Linked DNA regions of Homo sapiens: region 1 is linked to region 2. A link is an interaction called in ENCODE POLR2A ChIA-PET data of the cell type or tissue named here. Cell type or tissue: A673. All regions are shown on one strand. Each heading gives the region's core, and the rest is flanking DNA. Links, peaks and the distances in the headings are about the cores only. Region 1 has its middle 28 kb from the start of PVRIG. Region 2 overlaps AGFG2 (ArfGAP with FG repeats 2).

Region 1 (4,386 bases), core at 128-4,127, 300 kb before region 2:
GCAACTACAGGTACACACCACCATGCCTGGCTAATTTTTTTTTTTTTTTGAGACGCAGTCTTGCTCTGTTGCCCAGGCTGGAGCGCAGTGGCATGATCTCGGCTCACTGCAAGCTCTGCCTCCCAGGTTCACGCCATTCTCCTGCCTCAGCCTCCCAAGTAGCTGTGACTACAGGTGCCTGCCACCATGCCTGGCTAATTTTTTTGTATTTTTAGTAGAGACAGGGTTTCACCGTGTTAGCCAGGATGGTCTCAATCTCCTGACCTCATGATCCGCCCGCCTCGGTCTCCCAAAGTGCTGGGATTACAAGCGTGAGCCACCGTGCCCGGCCTTTTTTTTTTTTCATTTTTTTGTAAAGACAGGGTCTCACTATATTGCTCAAACTGGTCTCGAACTCCTGGCCTCGAGTGATCCTCCCGCCTCAGCCTCCCAAAGTGCTGGGGTTACATGTGAGCCACTGTGTCAGCCACTGTGTCTGGCCTGTCCACCCATCTGATCCCTTCTCTCTGGCCTCAGGAAAACAGCACTCTGGCAAACTCCTTCCTCCTTTCATGACTCTCCCAAGCACCTCCCTGAGCTGTCGGTTTCATACTTGGCTTCTTAGTCTTAGCAATAAATAGGATCAAGTTTCTTCTGTCCTAAAAAAAAAGTCTTCCTTCATCCCCATCTCCTCCTGAGGCCACCTCCTTACCCCGACCACCTGCCATTGGGCCACGTCCTCAAGCCCTCCAGGGCATCCCGCTCCGTTCATCAGTGACCTCCCTGAGCCCAGCCCGATGACGTCTTCCCTTGTGCCTCCCTGCCCATGACCTGTTGCCTGGACCCACATGGCTGGCCAAGGCCTCCCTGGAATCTGCAATCTCCCGCACGGTCTCCTCTGACGTCTTGGACACTGACAGTCCTCTGCTTCCTGTGGTGGCTGCTCTTCTCCTCCCCAGCGTAGGCAGCTCTCAAGGGGTCGTCTCTCATCTCCTATTACACCCTCTCCCCAGATGCTCACTCCTGGGCTTCCAACCACCATGGTCCAGGCTCTCCCTGCAGACTTGCACTTCTCTCCCTGCACCCTGGCTTCAACCACCTTGGTTGATTCTTTTTTTTTTTTTTCTTGGAGACGGAGTCTTGCTTTGTTGCCTAGGCTGGAGTGCAGTGACGCAATCTCGGCTCACCGCAACCTCTGCCTACCGGGTTCAAGCAATTCTCCTGCCTCCGCCTCCCAAGTAGCTGGGATTACAGGCGCCTGCCACCATGCCCAGCTAATTTTTGTATTTTTTAGTAGAGATGGGGTTTCACTATGTTAACCAGGCTGGTCTCGAACTCCTGATCTCAAGTGATCCAACCGCCTCAGCCCCCCAAAATGCTGGGATTACAGGCATGAACCACCACACCCGGGCGGTTGATTCATTTGTCCCATCAACTCTCTGACATAGCTGTTGCTGCCCATTTGACAGATGAGGCAACTGAGGCTTAGAGAGGCTGAGCCACCACCTTACAGATGACCCAGGTCGCAGCTGGTCCCCTCACGCTGCCAGAGTTGTTGACATGTGCCCTCAGCCTGGTGGGGTGAAAGAGAATTGCACACCAGCCACTGACTCTCAAAATCCATTGTTCCCCCCACCACCCAACCCCGGCCTTGGCCTGGAGCCAAGCACCAGGGCAGAGCTGAGGCCCAGGGTGGTCCCCGATCTGGGCCGAGAAGCTGAGTAGCTGAGTCATCTCTGAGAAGAACACTCCCATCTTCAATTGCTGCTGCTGCCTGTTGTGGATGGCCCGGCTGACACAGGTAACTTGATCTGTTTACTCTGGGATTCCTAAGCCCGCAGAGTCAGGCCCTCACACGGGGCCTCTCCCTGGGCATCCTGGGCGAGGAGCCCTGGCCCAGCCAGAGCCCTGTTCCAGCAACAGACCTGAAACCCCAAGGCAGAGGGGGAAGGAGGGTGCAGCAGGGGAGAGACACTTCCAGGTAAACTTGCCTGGCAAAACCTTTTCTGAGATGTCTGATTTATGAACCAGCTAAAGTAGCAGAGAAAAGAGAATTACAAGTGTTTTTTTTTTTTTTAAATCTGTGGCACAGTTTACCACCAGTTCACCAGCAAATAAGAAAGGGGGGTGCCAGGCATGGTGGCTCACACCTGCAATCCCAGCACTTTGGGAGGCAGAGGCGGGTGGATCACTTGAGACCAGGAGTTCGAGACCAGCCTGGGCAACATGGTGAAACCCTGTCTCTACTAAAAATACCAAAATTAGCTGGGCGTGGTGGCAGGTGCCTGTAATCTCAGCTACTCCGGAGACTGAAGCAGGAGAATCGCTTGACCCCAGGAGGCAGAGGTTGCAGTGAGCTGAGATCATGCCACTGCACTCCAGCCTGGGTGACACAGCGAGACTCTGTCTTAAAAAAAAATCTTTTCGTGTAGAGACAGGGTCTAACTATGTTGCTGAGGCTGGTCTTGAATTCCTGGCCTCAAGCCATCCTCCCACCTTTGCCTCCCGAAGGGTTAGGATTACAGGATTGAGCCACCATACAGGGACCTATAGTCCCTTGATTAGCATCTTAAGGGGAAAGAATTTTAGCATGGAATAGATCATCTTTAAACAAAAACCCAGGATCAGAGAAGGGACGGGATCTGCCAGAGGTCACACCTTGCACGAGCCAGGACCAGAACTGGGAAGACCTTTCACCTCCAGCAGTGACCCATCCCCCTGACCCCCACCCAGACTCTTCCTGGTGTCCACCTGCTGTGTGCCACTCGATTCACCAAGCCCTCTTTGACTGACCCCTTGGGGACCTCAAATCCAGCCTTTTTCATCCCTGCTGTCATCTCACAAGCCTCTTCCTGGGTCTCCTGAGACCCTGTCCATCCACGCTGTACAGTACAGGCAAAGGCACTTCTCAAAGCACAAATGTGATGACCTCGCTCCTTGGGTCAAGCACCTCCCGTGGCTCCCACTGTCTCCATGATAACACCAAGGGCCCCAGGATGGCTTCCAGCTCCGTGACTTGGGCTGTTTCTGTCCAGCCCCCATGGGGCCACTGCTGGGCGCCTCCTCGTTCGTTAGTGTGCCGTATCCTCCCCCGGGACCCTCATTCCACTCCCCAGCCTTCAGGTCTCAGGGTGGACACCTTCACGAACCATGCTCCACTACGTCCCCTCCTCAACACTACCCACACCTCCCCTCCAACCGTCAGTGCCTACTTAGGGAGGTGTCTGGCCATTAGATCACTGCTGAAGTTTACCAACTCCACCCTGGCCTGGGCTGCTGAGTGGGCAGAGACCAAGGAGGCTTTGTCACTGCTACCCCAGCTCCCAGTTCTGGGCGAGGCTTGTAGTATTTGCTGATTGACTCTGCACCTGTCTTGGGTGCCAGAGGCCGCTCCTGGCCTGGGGTGGGGTGGGTGGGGGCACTGGGAGCTGGACAGGAGGGTTGTGCACCAGGCAGACAGAGCATCCCCTGCTCACTATGGAACCTTGGCCCACTCCTTGTCCTGGCTTCAGTTTCTCCAGCTGTACAGTGAGATGACTGGCGTGGGCAATCCCTGCAGTCCCTCCAGGGGTCACGGTCCCATGCTTCCCTCATATCCAATTATGGAGAATGTGATAAAGGCCACTGTGTCTCCCACCACCAGGCAGGCAGGGCATCTTCATGGGCTGAGGACCTACAGATGCTCACACCTTCCAGCTCACCCAACTATAGTGTGGCTGGTGGTTAGGTGCATGGGGATTTTCTTTTCCTTTTTTTTTTTTTTTCCCAGACAGGTTCGTGCTCTGTCACCCAGGCTGGAATGCAACGGCACCAATCACAGTTCACTGCAGCCTCTAACTCCTGGGCTTACGTGATCCTCCTGCCCGAGTAGCTGGGACTATAGGTGCGTGACACCACACTCAACTAATTTCTTATTTTATTATTTATTTCTGAGACTGGGTCTCACTCTGTCACCCAGGCTGGAGTACGGTGGCACGATCTCAGCTCCCCACAACCTCTGCCTCCCGCATTCAAGTGATTCTCCTGCCTCAGCCTCCCGAGTAGCTGGGATTACAAGCACTCACCACCATGCCTGGCTAATTTTTGTACTTTTAGTAGAGACGGGATTTCACCACGTTGGCCAGGCTGGTCTCAAACTCCTGACCTCAAGCAATCCACCCGCCTTGGCCTCCCAAAGTGCTAGGATTATGGGTGTGAGCCACCGCACCCAGCCTAATTTTTTATTTTTTGTAGAGACAGGGTCTCACTATGTTGCACAAGCTGGTCTTGAACTCCTGGCTCAAGAGATCTTCCTGCCTCGGACTTCCAAATTGCTGGGATTGCAGGTATAAGCCACTGCACCTAGTCAAAACATGTTTATTTATTTATTTATTTATTTAATTTTTTTTAAGATGGAGTCTCGCTCTG
Region 2 (4,386 bases), core at 317-4,316:
TGTTGTTTGATATTAGTGATGATCATGGCAGACCAGCAATGAGGATTTAGTTTTCTCAAGATACCGTTTGGAATTATTTACTTCGTTTTAACCTCCTTTGCTAAACTTCTCTCTGGGTTCTGATCAACCTCACTTGTGGGTTGTAAGGATGAACTTGACTTTGGTCTAAGTAAAAGTCATCGTGGCTCTTGGGATAATGATTGAGAACCCAAACAGTAATGTGTCATAAACTGAGATGGACTGAAATGAAGCAAGAGGATAGAGACTCGAGAGTGGGTGAAGAACTCTGGGGAGAGATTGAGCAACGTTTAGGAGTATGTATAGGGGTCGGGCTCGGTGGCTCAGTATGTATAGGAGGCCAAGGTGAGCAGATCACTTGAGGTCAGGAGTTTCGAGACCAGCCTGGCCAACATGGCGAAATCTCATCTCTTACTAAAAATACAAAAATTAGCCAGGCATGGTGGCAGGTGCCTGTAATCCCAGCTACTTAGGAGGCTGAGGCAAGAGAATTGCTTGAACCCAAGAGGTGGAGGTTGCAATGAGCCGAGATCGCACCACTGCACTCTCCAGTCTGGGTCGCAGAGCGAGACTCTGTCTCACAAAAAAAAAAAAAAAAGGAGTATGTATAGGGTAAAGTAGAAAGAGAAAGAGCTGATTCCTGAAGATCCTGCTATGAGAAGCAGAAGGATGAAACTGATGGATAAAATTGAGTAACTGGGAAGTGCTGACATTGTTATCATTATTTTGTAGATCTTTGTTAAAGTGTCCCACAGATAACATTTCCCTTATAATACCCCTCAATCAGGACACAAAGAAAGCTAAGGTATCTGGGACACGTTAAAAACCTGGTTTCTTTTTTCTTTTTTTGAGATGGAGTCTCACTCTGTTGCTTAGGCTGGAGTGCAATGGCGCGATCTCGGCTCATTGCAACCCCTGCCTCCTGGGTTTAAGCAATTCTCTTGCCTCAGCCTCCTGAGTAGCTGAGACTACAGGCACGCGCTACCACATCTGGCTAATGTTTGTATTTTTAGTAGAGACGGGGTTTTGCCATGTTGGTCAGGCTGGTCTCGAACTCCTGATCTCAAGTGATCCGCCCGCCTCGCCTCCCAAAGTGCTGGGATTACAGGCGTGAGCCACGGCACCCAGCCTGCTTAGCTTTTTGGTAAAGCATTATGAGACTAAACCAGGGAGTGATTCTCACAGAGGAGGATTTAGAGAGCATATTTTGGTGTTTGGGAAATGAGAAGCTAGACCAACCCTTTGTTAGTAGGAAATGAGAGTGAAATGAAAGATCAAGAGGTTAGGCCAGTAAATGAAGCTGAATTGAAGGTATGTTGAGAGTGAGAAATTTCAGGAGAAACTCTGCAAGAAAGCTGGAGTTTCCCTATAATTAGCATGACAAGGGCAAGGCATATAATCCTTGTAAAGGGGTCTTAACACAGTATTACCTGTGTCCCTTTGATATGCTGTGGGAAGGAGTGGGAGCTGGCAGGTGGGCTGTAAGGCAGAATGTGAGGCAGGGGATGCTTATTTCTGGAGGCATGGCTCCATGGTGGCACGGAGACCAATTAGCATCTTAAATCCCCATGATTGATTACCTGTAGATTAGGGTTTGGTGTTGGTGGGAAGTGAAAATTGTGGTCGGCTGACAGCCTGCATGTTTATTCATTCGGTCAGTCAACACGAACTTATTCAGTGCCTATCAAGCGCCAGACACTGTTTTAGGTACTGGAGATACAGTAGTGATAAGTTCCCATTTTCACGGAGCTGACATCCTAGTGGAAGCCATGGACTATAAAGAAATCGTTCTGTATTGCTAAAAGCTATGAAGTAAAATGAAGCTCTGTGGGTTAGAGTGATACCAAACTGAGGTATGATGCAAAGAGAAGAAATATTATTATTAATTTTTTTTTTTGAGATGGAGTCTCGCTCTGTCGCCCAGGCTGGAGTGCAGTGGTCCGATCTTGGCTCACTGCAACCTCCACCTCCTGGTTTCAAGCGATTCTCCTGCCTCAGCCTCCCCAGGTAGCTGGGATTACATGTGCACACCACCACGCCCAGCTAATTTTTGTATTTTTAGTAGAGACGGGGTTTCACCATGTTGGCCAGGCTGGTCTCAAACTCCTGACCTCAGGTGATCCACCTGCCTTGGCCTCCCAAAGTGCTGGGATTACAGGCGTGAGCCACTGTGCCTGGCCTCGAGAAGAAATATTCTTTGTTAAAATGAAGAGGATATTGAGGGAAGAAATTGAAATACCACATTAGCACCGTAGCCACAGAAAGGAGACAGCAGGATGACATTATTTTAAAGGCCAGTTTTCTGTTCAGTGGGTTACAAATATGTCTCCTTCATAAGGGGATAGAGTCGTCTGGGGGCAGTGAGCAAAATTACTAGAATTCCCAGCTGGTTGGATTGGCCGATGTAGCAAAGTTGATGGTTCCAGCCAAAGTTGAATTTCCTAAGATCTGAAGAAAAACACACATTTTAATATTGGTGGGTGGGTATGACTCTGCCTGCATCCCTGCATGTATGAACTCATTCTTGTTCTCTCTTTTTTAATGAGAAATATTTTCTCAGCTGTAGCAAAAACCTACAGCGTTGGTGTGAGGGGTTGAGAGAAAGGCTGCTAGTTTCTGCTGTTCCTAAATTTACATACATACTGCCACAATTGTAGGTCCCACACCTGACCTAGTTTTATTCATTTGGTTTTCTTCCAGTACCTAATTTCCTTAACCTAGATGTGGATCTGTTTAATTTCCCCAACATACACATATGCTTGTTTGTTTAGTTACATTTCTAATTCTTGGAGGATGAATCTGTCATTTGAATCTTAAGACGTGGTAAAAATTGCTGCTAAAAAGCATCTATTTGCAAAGCAGTGCTTTAAATGTTCTTTCTTGTTCTGGTTTGCCTGAATGCGTCTGTGAATGAACCACTGTTCCTCAGAAAGAAAATGGATGTTGAGGCCTGAGATCTCATTGACACAAGGATGGACGCTAACTTTGACACCCAGTTTTTTCAGCAAAGTATGACATATTTCCTTGATGTGGCTGTTTGGGTCCATCTTCAATCCATCGTTCTTCAGGTGTTTGTAATAGACACTTATCTCTTCTATTTCTGCCCAACTTTACTGTGATCACAGGAGTCAGAATTAAGGTGGGCAGAGCTCTGGGCTGGGTGTCAAGAATGCACTTGACAGCTCTTTATTTGTGACAAGTTCCTGCCCTCCTTGTGCCTTACTTTCCCTGTCGGGCTTGCTGGTGGTTCTTAGTTGAAGCATTTTAATCTCCATGGGAGGAAAGGTACAGTATGTTCTTCAATAATTCAGTACTTTTCCATCTGTCTGGGTTGGAGAGGTACACATGTACCTTGCCCCTGTTTTAGTCCCATCCCTCCATCCCCTCCTCTGTCACCTTTCATGTTGACCTCTGCTGGGCAGAGGTGGACAGAGTCTCTCACTAAATTACAGATGTAGGTGCTGTTTCATAAGGGGTGCATGAACCACTTGAAAAGCCCCGAAGGAAGTGATAAATTACTAAAGGGATGAGAAAAAGCTCGACGTGGGGTGGTGGGCGGGGGGGTGGGGATGAGAGAGGTGAGGGCAGAGGGAGACATGTAAAAAAGATTGAGGTTGAGCCTAAAGGGAAGGGCGGCTGGATGCTATCAGGAGTCTACCTGGCTCTAATCAACAGGACAGCTGTTTATCATTGCTGCTGAGGAGGAACAAAGGAAATGGGTTGAAGCAGAATTTAGATCAGGAAGAGGGTTCCTAAAATTAGTGAAATTGACCCTGGAGCAGGGTAATAGGAGAGCCTTCCTCTTAGGGACTATTAAAAGTTCCTAACAGGGACTCTTCATGGTGATGTTTGCATCCAAGATAAGAGCTAAACTGGTTTAGTTGTATCCTGTTCAGAAGCAGAGGAGTGAAATCCCAGAGCAAAGAAACACGATCTGGGGTGTATGAATCTGAACACAATTGTTCAAAGGCAAGGATTTCCCAAGTCCAAATTTGGCACAAATGAAAAAGAACTTGGGTGCTGGGTGGAACTGGTTTTTTTCCATTGTTGACCTGGCAGAACTTTCTTATCTGAGCAGCTGAGCAGGTTTGATGCTTTTATGAAGCAAGATAGAAGCAAAAATATGGGCCAGCATGAGGGTGATGATCACAGAAAAACAAAAGGTGTGGTATTTGTGGAAATAGTACTATGCCTAATGGAATCAGAGAGGAGACGGGAGGGAGGGAAAGAGAGAGGACTGGGCAGTTGTTAGCAGCTACACATACAAGTGGCTTCAGCTGCCAAATAATTCAGAATACTTCATATGCCCTTTAGGTGCCCTGTGAAAAAGAAACTGAAGTGGATAAAGACAACCTGACTGGCTGGAGG

What was found. Peaks named below come from ENCODE experiments on the same cell type or tissue, not always from the same donor. Only the 100,000 strongest peaks of a DNase experiment are listed, where the experiment ranks them.
Region 1: POLR2A ChIA-PET joins it to region 2 with 9 read pairs; 2 of 35 experiments call an interaction of 5 or more read pairs at or near these places.

What each region holds. Positions count from the first base shown.
Region 1 is chr7:100,245,771-100,250,156 of GRCh38, forward strand. It overlaps the pseudogene CASTOR3P. Among named protein-coding and RNA genes, the nearest start is that of PVRIG, 28 kb to the left of the region's middle. RefSeq lists enhancers at 996-1,793, 2,592-3,388. In A673, for the core only: no CTCF peak of the experiment used is centred there; a DNase peak (open chromatin) is centred at 1,691.
Region 2 is chr7:100,541,167-100,545,552 of GRCh38, forward strand. The region is part of intron 1 of AGFG2 (ArfGAP with FG repeats 2); the gene reads left to right. It overlaps LOC124901708 (a long non-coding RNA gene), which reads right to left. Exons shown (of 2, transcript XR_007060453.1): 2 at 2,301-2,466. Among named protein-coding and RNA genes, the nearest start is that of AGFG2, 4.2 kb to the left of the region's middle. RefSeq lists a silencer at 952-1,041. In A673, for the core only: no CTCF peak of the experiment used is centred there; no DNase peak of the experiment used is centred there; H3K27ac peaks cover 41 bases.